Linked DNA regions of Homo sapiens: region 1 is linked to region 2. The links are chromatin loops, found by intact Hi-C in ENCODE. Cell type or tissue: heart left ventricle. All regions are shown on one strand. Each heading gives the region's core, and the rest is flanking DNA. Links, peaks and the distances in the headings are about the cores only. Region 1 overlaps CAMTA1 (calmodulin binding transcription activator 1). Region 2 overlaps CAMTA1 (calmodulin binding transcription activator 1).

Region 1 (5,377 bases), core at 242-5,241, 210 kb before region 2:
CTGCTCATATATCTTGTAATTTGGGACTGGATTCTGGACCTTGTGAATGATACGTTGCAGAGACTTGGGATTCTGTTACGCTATTCAGAATAATATTGAGTTTTTGTTTTAGCAGATACTTCGCTGAGTTCAAACTATAAACTCTGTCTTGTCTCTGCTGCAGCAGAAATCTCTGTCCAGGTGTTTAGGCCTTAGGTGGGCTGCTTACAGTCTATTCCATGCAAACATAATTCAGAGATCAGCTGGAGATTGAGGCAGTTTATGCACAGACTTTGGTGTTCTCCCTCTGTGGCTCTTTCCTTTTAGGGAGTTCCCCTTTCATTTTCTAGCTGCTGTGGTTAACCCAAGCTCTCCTCTGATTCTACAAAAAGTAAGACTTCAGTTTTCTATCTGAGTATTAGCTGCTCTGTGACACTGACTGGGGCCTGCCTCAGGCAAAAAGCTATTTAAAAAAAAAAGAAAGAAAGAAAGAAAGAAAGAAAAAAAGTCACAAACCCTCAGAAACTTACCCAGTCTTATTCCCTTCTTTCTACTGTCCAAATCCCACCCATTTCTGCCTGCCTTTGGTCTCTCTCTATTGTCCTCTGATTAAAAAATATATATATTTTAAATGTTGGAAGGTTGGTCCAACAAGAGCTACTTCTCCATGATTGAAAGTGGAATTCTATGTCTCATGAATTTTGACACATAGTGATTTTCCTGTGTTCTAAGTGTTCAAAAATTTCCCTTACGATTTTTTCCTTTAACAAGTATCACTGGGATGTCTTTTCGCTTCCAGATGTGTCGGTTTGCAAGCGAACCTTTTGTTGGTAATTGTAAGCATTCTTATGTTACAGTCTTACGTGTGGTTCCTAGGACGATGATTCTTTGGCATTCACCGAAGCTTCCCTTGTGGCTCAGTGCATGTTTAATTTTTTTGTGAATGTTCTACACGTACTCAAAAAGGATGTGCATTCTCTGTTGGACGAATTTTCCGTGTATTTATTAGTTAAACCCTAATAAATTCCTTCATCTTTGTTTTTTGCTTTGTGTGTGTGTGTGTGCGAGCCATCAGTTTGTGAGGGGATGCGTTAAAGTCTCCAACCAAACCTACTGATTTATCTATTTCTTTTTGCAGCCCTGTCAGATGTTACTCTGCATTTTTTGAGGCCAAATTCCGAGGTGCATATCTTTTCAGGATCATGACATCTTCTTGTGTTAGTTCCTTTCGGAAGCATGTCGCGTCTCTCCCTATCTTACCTGTCCTTTGGCTCTTCGGGCAGCCTCTCAATTTCAGGTTTTTACACATCTCTCTAATTCTGGGAAATTCTTGGTTATTAGTTCTTCATACAGATTCCTCCATTCATGTTTCTGTCCTCCTGGGTCTCCTGTGACATGGATGTTGACAGGTCGTCTTCTGTTTTCCATATTTCCTTTCTTTTCTTTCTTTTTTTTTTTTTTTTTGAGACAGAGTTTCGCTTTTGTTGCCCAGGCTGGAGTGCAGTGGCTCGATCTTGGCTCACTGCAACCTCCACCTCCCGGGTTCAAGCGATTCTCCTGCCTTAGCCTCTGGAGTAGCTGGGATTACAGGCGTGCACCACCACGCCTGGCTAGTTTTTTGTATTTTTAGTAGGGACGGGGTTTCACCATGGCCAGGCTGGTCTTGAACTCCTGACCTCAGGTGATCCGCCCTCCTTGGCCTCCCAGTGTGCTGGGATTAAAGGTGTGAGCCACCGTGCCCAGCCTCCTTTCATTTATTACAAATTTTTTTTCCATCTCTTTATCTTTTTTTTGATGCATTCTGGTAAGCTCCCTGTTGTGATCTTAACCTCACTAAATTATTCTTTGGCTGTGTACTGAGTGCCTTTTTTTGTTTTGTTTTGAGATGGAGTCTCGCTCTGTCACCCAGGCTGGAGCGCAGTGGCACGGTCTTGGTTCACTGCAACCTCTGCCTTCTGGGTTCAAGTGATTCTCCTACCTCAGCCTCCCGAGTAGCTGGGACTACAGGTGCGTGCCGCCACATCCAGCTAATTTTTTTTTGTATTTTTAGTAGAGACAGAGTTTCAACATGTTGGCCAGGCTGGTCTGACCTCAGGTGATCCGCCCATCTCTGAGCGCTTTCTTCTAGGAATAAGATAGAATAAGTCTGCACCTCCAGCAGGCTTCTTCCCCTCATCTGAGTCCAGAGGGAGCCCTGGAGCTCTGCGTGCTCTCCGCACATGCCATGCCACTCCCTCTGCGTCACATGTCCCTCTGCCACCAAGATCTGCTTTTATCCCTGTGCTCCTCAGTCACCAGAGGGAGCCCAGACTCCCAAGCCTGTCCCCAGGGAGACCTGCCCTCAAGGTTTCTTTGAGAATCCACTCCCCATGCACTTTGCCTTCTCCATAGCACCGTCTGGTGCACCTTGCGTTTCGTCTCTCTTGCCAAACGTAAGAGCCACGGAGGCAGCACTTTTTGTCTCTTTTGTCCTGTAACATATCCCTGGCATCTTGCTGTGGCGTCTGACATGCGGTGGATGCTCAATAAATATTTGCAAAATTAATCAATAATTATACTGTAGTTTTATTTTACCTATCATGTTTCTTTTCATAAAGCTACCTTTTATTGGACATCTATGTTCAAAAGCAGTGTTAGGATCTTTACATTTATGACATTATTTAAATATTCATTTATTCATTTCTTTCTACCTTTTTTGTATTGTAAAATACACATAACATAAAATTTACCATTTTAAACTTTTTTTAGTGCACAGTTCAATGGCATTAAGTACATTCTCACTTTTGTGCAGCCATCATAGTCTCCAGAAGTTTTTCATTTTCCCAAACTGAAACTCTGTGCCCACAAAACAAAGCAATTATGTTTCTATAGCCAGCGTTTCCAGTGGCTTCTTCCTATGACTGCCTCTTCCCACTCTGTGTTCCCAGTGTCTTCCCTGATCTCTTTGAGGATATCTGCTTATTTTGAATTCTTGTTCTGGTTTGCCTCTTAATTCTGCTTCCTGATATAAACATAGGGTTTGTCTTTGTGTTACGTTGTTCTTGCACTGAGATAAAGAAATGCCTGAGACTGGGTAATTTATAAAGAAAAGGGGTTGAATTGGCTCATGGTTTGGCAGGCTGTACAAGCATGGTGCTCATCACTTGGCTTCTGGAGAGGCCTCGGGGAGCATTTATTTATTTATTTATGAGACAGAGTCTCACTCTGTTGCCCAGGCTGGAGTGCGGTGGTGCCATCTTGGCTCACTGCAACCTCTGCCTGTCAGGCTCGGGTGATCCTCCTATCTCAGTCTCCCAAGTAGTTGGGAATACAGGTGCATGCCAGCATGCCTGGCTAATTTTTGTGTTTTTGTAGAGACGGGGCTTTCCCATGTTGCCTAGGCTGGTCTCGAACTACTGGGCTCGAGTGATCTGCCTACCCCAGCCTCCCAAAGTGCTAGGATTATACCGTACCCGGCCGGGTCTTTTTTCTTAGAGCGGTTGTACTCCTTGGATGTTTGGTTATTTTTCCCTGTGAGCCATAGCTGCCTTGGAGGGTCATACAGGTCTAGGCCAGGGGCAGGGCCTGCACCCTCACTTGTGCTCTTTCTGGTGAGTTCTAGAGAATTGGGGGTGGGGAGTGAGGAGAATACGTTGGTGATAAAATCTGGTCTTGATCATTCCCTGATTTCAGTCTGCTTTTTCCTCCCTGTAGTGCCCTGGCCAACCTGACCCTGACAGGTTCTTTTCTGAGAGCTGCCAGCCTCTATTGCAAGTCCCCCAACCAAGGGGTGGAGAAAGAGAATCGAGTGTTCAGGGGCCACCCTGCTGCCAGGTTCCACTGTGATAGACTGTCTGCGTTGTCTGGGCCCTGGTACCAGCTGGTGCTGGGTGAGGGGCTGGTGCTTCTGCTCTTCTGTGGTCCTCGCTCTAGGGACAGGATGGGAGATGTGTGTCCAGGGCAAGATGGAGTGGGGAGCTGGGCCACCGAAAGCTGGCTTCCTTGCAGCCTGCTCACCCTGGAGCTGGCGCCTCTTTCACTTCCCGGTCCTGCAGCCCCCTGCGTGGGGAGGACCCACTCATGCTTGTCTTCCCCAGGAACTTCTCACCATTTCTACCCAAGACTTTCCTCTTGTTTGGGGGCATCTCTAAAATATGGGGAACCAGCCCCTGCGTCAGCCACTGTCTTGCTAGCTACCTTTGTCTTTTGAAGGCCACAGGGCAGGGGAGTAGGTTTAAAATGGCTCTGCTTAGGATGGGAAGTTGAAGAGGCAGGACAGGAGCGAGGTGGGGAGCATGTCTTATGGAGCGGGGCCTGGAAAACAAGCAGTGGAACAGTCTGGCTGTCTCCCCACAGCCTGTGGAGCAGGTCAGCTTATGGGGCTCCTATCCTGAGAGGGAGCAGGTGCCTTGGCCCGTGGAAGTCCAAGGTTCTGCATGATGTGGCCTCTCTTGGCTCTGACTTTGGGTGCTTCTGACTTGTTTACCACATATGTTTCCTTTCAGGTTCATTCTTCCACATTCCCACCCTTACCTGTTGACCTCCCCCAATTCCTGCTCATCTTTTTGTCTAATGAGCTTCTGGTGACTTCTAATGGGCACCTTATGTTTTAAAGTGGTCAGATTTGTTTCAGAGAGAGAGACTTTGTGGGAAGCCACAGACATGTTTTTATAGAATCCCAGTGTCTTTGAGCAGAAAGGGGCTTTAGAGGTGACAGGTCCCATTGCTCTCAGATTATCTTATATTTGACTCACTAATTACTCATTTAAGAAACCCAGTTCCCACACCGATAGGAAAAACCCTACCCTTTCTTTCAGTTGTCACTTACATATTTATAATTGTCGTTATATTTTTAATTTCTTTAGTTTTAAGGCCATGAGTATCGGAGTAATGGTGATGGGAGAAAATTTGCTGGGGAGTTCTTAATCATCGTGAAAATCCCATGTTTTCAAAGCACTTCTCACCACTTCAAAACCACCAACTCTCTAAACTCCATTTTCAGAGCACTTCTCACCATTTCATAATCACCAACTCTATAAACTCCAGGAGGATAGGAGTTTGTCTTTGTGTTCACTGCTGTCTCTCCAGGTCCCAGGACAATGCTCTCTACGTATTTGTCAAGTGAACAAATGACACCGTTAGTAACCCTACCTCTGAATCCCATCTCTTAGCTCCACCCTGCACTTGAATATTTTCAGAGCTGAGGAGCTCACCACTTTGCACGCTGACCTGCTATTTCTGCAATAGTATAAATGGTCAGCAAGTTCTTGTTTCTGCTGAGTGTAAATTATTCACCTTGAATATACATTATCAGTCCTGCTTCTGTCCCCTGGAACCACAGAGAATTCCATGAATTCATCTCATCCATGAGGGCGTTTCTGATATTGACGACAGCCAGTGTGGTCTCCCTAGGATGTCT
Region 2 (5,377 bases), core at 210-5,209:
GATGGTCTCGACTTCCTGACCTCGTGATCCACATGCCTCAGCCTTCCAAAGTGCTGGGATTACAGGCGTGAGCCACCGCGCCCGGCCCAGAGTTTCACTCTTGTTGTCCAGGCTGGATTGCAATGTTGTGCTCTCCGCTCACTGCAACCTCTGCCTCCTGGGTTCAAGCTATTTTCCTGCCTTACCCAAGTAGCTAGGATTACAGGCATGCGCCACCATGCCTGGCTAATTTTGTATTTTTAATAGAGACGGGGTTTCACTAAGTTGGTCAGGCTGATCTTGAACTCCTGACCTCAGGTGATCCACCCACCTTGGCCTCCCAAAGTGTTGAGATTACAGACGTGAGCCACCATGCCCGGCCTCCAACTACTATTATTGAATGGTCTACCTTCATCTTCATATCTATCCATTTTTTCTTCATGTATTTTGGTGCTGTGTTACTAGGTGCATTGTGTTTATAATTGTTATATCTTCCTGATAGATTGACCATTTTATTTTTATGAAATGTCCTTCTATCTCTTGCAACATTTTTTTAAAGTCTATTGTATCTGACATGGTATAACAACTCCAACTTTGTGTTTGCATGACATATTTATTTTCATGCTTTTACTTTCAACCTTTTTGTGTCTTTGAATATCAGATGTGTCTTCTGTGAAAAAACTTTTTATTTCTGTGTAGTCCTGTTCATCAATCTTTTCTTTTACTGTGTGTGTATTTTTGAGTCATAGTAAGAAAACCTCTTCCTACATCCAGATCAAAAAGAAATTAACCCAATTTTCTTCTAGTACTCGTATGGTTTCATTTTTTTTCTTACATTTAATCTTTGATTCATTTAGAATTCATTCTTGTGCTTGGTAGGAGATACTGGACTTAATTTTTTAAAATTGTTATTCAGTTGTTCCAGCAGCATTTATTTAAAAACATCTGTTTTCTCCAGTAATTTTAGAGGCCACCTTTATCGTATACTGAGTTTCCAAATGTGGTTGGGGCATATCTGGACTTCTTCTACTCCACTTCTCTGTCAACTCATACACCAGTATACACTGTTTTAATTATGAAGGCTTTGTAGTATTTTTAGTGTCTGGTAGGGCTTATGTTCCCATTGAGGCTTTTCTGTGTTCCTGGCTATTCTTGAAGGTTAATTTTCCCACATGAACTATAGTATCAATTTGTCTAGCTCCATAAAATTGCATTATATTTATAAATTAATTTAGGGAGAACTGGCATTGTGATGATACTGAGTTGTCTCATCCAAGAAGAATTTATGTCTTCCCATTTGCTGAGGAATACTTTTGTGTTATTTAGTTTTGAAAGGTTTTCTCATGGAGGTTTTGCACATACCCGAATAAATTTATTCCTAAATAGTTTATCTTTATTGTTGCTATTATACATGGGAGTTTCTTTGTAGTACTGATTTCTGAGTGCCAGTTTTATATTCTGCTAGTTTACTGAATCCTTTTTTGTGTGTTCGAGTTATAATGTGCTTTTTTCCAGTATATTTTCATGAGATTCATCTTTGTGGATGTTTGTAACTCTATTATTTATTTTCACTGCTGTGTACTATTCCATTGTATAAATATATCACAGGATATTTATCTGTTTGTATTTGGATGGACATTTAGATTGTTTCCCATTTGTTGAAGTTGTCAAGTAGTTTTCCAAAGGCGTTAATTCTGTTCTCACTCCTTTCTGTAATGTGGGAGCCTCTGTTGCTTCACATTTTTACCAACATTAGCTATTGTCAATGCTTAAATTTTGTCAGTCTGAGGGAGTGCAAATGGCACAGAAGCAGCATGCTTTTTAATGACTTCTCTTAAGTCCTTGGTTTCCAAATTCTGACCCAAATGCTGCTTCCCACATGGACACAGTCTCCATGGATTGCACACCCCACCCCCGGCCTGCTTCTTCTAAGTGCCCCTCTCTCATTCAGTGGCTGCTGGTAGGAGTTGAGAATGGCAACGCTGCTTTCCTAGTCTCCTGAGAGGGAAACACACTTCTGTAAAAATTAAACACTTTATTAGCTGAGAAGTGTCTGGCCCTGGTACTGGCCTCCTAGAGGAATTTCTTTGCTGACTTACTTGCATTATATCTGTTGTATAATTATCAACAATCAGCATCCACTGAGTAGCATCTTGTACCTGACACTTTACTAGGCTCTGAACAGGGCTTAGTGATGAATAAGACCCAGTTCCCCACCACTCCTGGGGCTTTCCACCCGCTTGGAAGAGGAGACATGTTTACATTAGGTGATATCGCTGGATAACACCAGTGATACCCAGTGAGCGTGTCAAGGGCCAGGTTGCTGACACTGACAGGGAGGTCTGTAGAAAATGAATGTGGAAAGAAAATCTTCTATCATATTATATTACAAATTCAGGAGGAAAATCTGTCATTGAATGTTTTCTTCTTGTTTTAAAAAGCTGAATTCATTCTGATAAAAATGTATATACCACCTAAAAATATACACTCTATTTTTCCAACCGACACAATCACCCACAACTGAAAATTGACCTTGGAGCCCTGTCCCACCTCTAATGGGTGGATCTAGGATCAACCCTATTTCTAAAGGGGTACATTGCAGGATCCTGGGTCACGAGGCCAGTGGCTGGTCCAGTTGTGGCCTTGACTCAGGTGTCCTTCCCTTATTTCTTATGACCAAACCACCGGCTCTGTGCTTCTCCATATGGTGTGGTCTATTCCAAGCTCCTGGTATCTTGTGGATCCAAGACCTGCCTTTATCTCCCCAGTCTTCGTGAAATAAGAGCTCTTCTCTTCCTTTAGTGTTTGGGGCCCTGCTACCTCTCCTGGGCATTTGAAAGCTAAGTGCCCACTCACCTCAGGTCCAGGGATGTCCTCCATTAGCATTTCCCTCATTCTGCTGCCCAGCAAAACCAGGGTTAAACTAAGGTTTGGTTACAGCATATGGGTAAGAAGTTTCCATGCTCAATAAAATGCCACGTCATCTACTTTATAAAAGGGTAACACATCCCTTCCGAGCTGGAAGCCTCTCTCTCCATGCTTGCTCCTCTTGTGGCCAACAGCACACCCTCCAGGCAACTGGGGAGCATTGCAGGTGTAGACCGGGCTTCCGTCAGGCAGTGCTTTCTGGCAGAAGCCAGCTGGCTTGTGCAGACATCTTGTCCATAGCCTTGACCTTACTGGATACACTTGCTAACCTCCCAGACAAACTGATCCAGGCTCATGAAAGTTGGTTTGTTCTTTGGTTTGTTCATTGTGCATTCATTCATTTGTTTGTTCATTTGGTAAACACATACTACATACTTCATTGAAAATTCTGCAATGATCAGGTCAGTCAAAATGCACACACACACAAAGAGCCTCTTTCTCCCTTTACCCTATTGAGTATTGGGTACCTTATTGGGCATCTGAGATGCTGTGGAATTTTTGCCAGAATTTTACCTGTTTGTCTACCCCTGTGCTAGGTGATGTGAAAGCTACATAGGGCAGGGGCTTGACTCTTGAAAACCATGTGATTCTGTTGAAGGTGTAAATCAAGCCAGCCCACAGGAAGCAATGAGTCAACATGTGCACCTCTGTGTTTTGCTCTTGTGGGTCCGAGAAGAGGCGCTTAAATTGCCCAGTGTTCATTGAGGGCTGCCGTGGGTTGGGATTGTTTCCTAGAACCATAGCTGAGCCTTGAAGAGTGGGAAGGCTTTAGACAGATTCTGGGGAAAGGTGTCATACCTGGGGAGAATAACTTGACTATGTGGGCTGAGAGTAAACATAGTGGGTTCTGATGATGTCGAAGGGACCAGCTTGATGATATGTGTTGTTTCACATGTTAAATCCTTGGGACCTCCTACTTGACTAGATCAGCACTTGAGCCCTTCGTATAGAAAGCTATGTGCTACAGTGACCATTGCTGGGCCGACTGGCTGGCATGGGGCTGTGGTTGACTCTGTCCTGGGTGGGGCCGTGGAGACACCATAGTCTATTCCTAGTCTGGCCATGATACCGAAATAGCCTTTAACCATGATTCAAGGCCCCACCCTTTCTCCTATGTGATTGTTGTTTGAATACTTCTATTTTGTTGTTGTTGTTGTTGAAACTGTAGGGTAATTACCCTTGTCCTTAATAATTGCTTTAGTTTCCTTGATGCGCAGAGATGCTCTAGAGTCTACGCTGTTAAAAAGAGGTTAGGATTAAGTTTTTCAACCTGCCGCTGGTGTGAGAAGGATGTCTCCATGCCAATTACTGTCTTCTTGATAGGATTAGTCACTGTGTTAATTGCTACTCAGAAAAACTGCCAAGTTTGTTGTTTTAGACATTGGCTTTTAAAATATTGCAGATGTCATCTCAAATGCAAATTGTATTTGGTATTAGAGATAACTGTTGATCTATTAACACTTTGGGGTTGATTCATATCTGAGGCTGTGTGAGTAAAAGGAGTCTCACCCTTGGATTAATTGCATCTTTGATGGTGGTTCCAGAACTGGGAGGGGGAGGCAGCTGTCAGGTCTGTTTCTTGGCACTCTCTTTGAGAGAACCCAGAGCTCTGTCAGCAACAATCTGTTGGAATTGGCCAGCGTAATGTATGAAACAACCTCGTTCTTCAGCTCAAGAGCATCACCTACCTACTCCACAGGTCGCAGTGGTTGGTAAGCTCCTGGTTTACCTTGAATGTTGACACTCCAGGGAGGGTCAAATGGCCACAGAAGTTCTTAATCCTTAGAGATTTCCGAGTCAGTAGAACCTCCCCATTTTGGACCAGGAAAGAATAGAGAATTCTGACATTACATAGCATTTAATTTTTTATTAATGTTTTATTTTTAAGTCATTTCAAGATTTCAGAAAAGTTGTAGGAATAAAATGAAGAATTCCCATATGCCCTTCACGCAGATTCCCGATATTAACATTTTATCATATCTGTCTTATCATTCTGTATGTGTGCATGCACATGACTGAACCATTTGAAAGTAAGTTTCAGACATGATGCCCCGTTAACCCTAAACACTTCAATGTGTATATCCTGAGAACTAGGACATCCTCTTGCATAAGCCAGTGCAATGGTCAAAGTCAGGAAAATAGTACTAATGCAATAGCATTATCCAATCTGTAGACTTTATTCCTGCAACCAACAATATCCTTTATTAGCAAAATACAATAATAAAAACAATAGTCTGTTGTAGGATCCAATTCAGAATCTCACGTTATGTTTAGTTTCCATGTCTCTGTAATCGCCATCAATCAATTCTTCAGTCTTTGTCTTTCATGACCTTGCCATTTTTGCAGCATACAGGCCATTTATTTTGTAGACTGTCCTTTGGTTGGGGTTTGTCAGATGTTTCCTTAGGACCAGATTCAGGATATGCAATTTTGGCAGGAACACCACAGAAGCGACATTGGGTTGTTCTTA

The links. Peaks named below come from ENCODE experiments on the same cell type or tissue, not always from the same donor. Only the 100,000 strongest peaks of a DNase experiment are listed, where the experiment ranks them.
Region 1: a loop joins it to region 2, with 10 times the contacts of the local background. A loop is called at or near these places in 4 of 110 quality-filtered maps.

Annotation. Positions count from the first base shown.
Region 1 is chr1:6,996,235-7,001,611 of GRCh38, forward strand. All of the region lies in intron 3 of CAMTA1 (calmodulin binding transcription activator 1), which reads left to right. Among named protein-coding and RNA genes, the nearest start is that of CAMTA1-AS3, 15 kb to the right of the region's middle. RefSeq lists a silencer at 298-387. In heart left ventricle, for the core only: a CTCF peak has its summit at 2,283 (motif pointing right); no DNase peak of the experiment used is centred there.
Region 2 is chr1:7,205,042-7,210,418 of GRCh38, forward strand. The region is part of intron 4 of CAMTA1 (calmodulin binding transcription activator 1); the gene reads left to right. Among named protein-coding and RNA genes, the nearest start is that of CAMTA1-IT1, 160 kb to the right of the region's middle. In heart left ventricle, for the core only: a CTCF peak has its summit at 3,046; no DNase peak of the experiment used is centred there.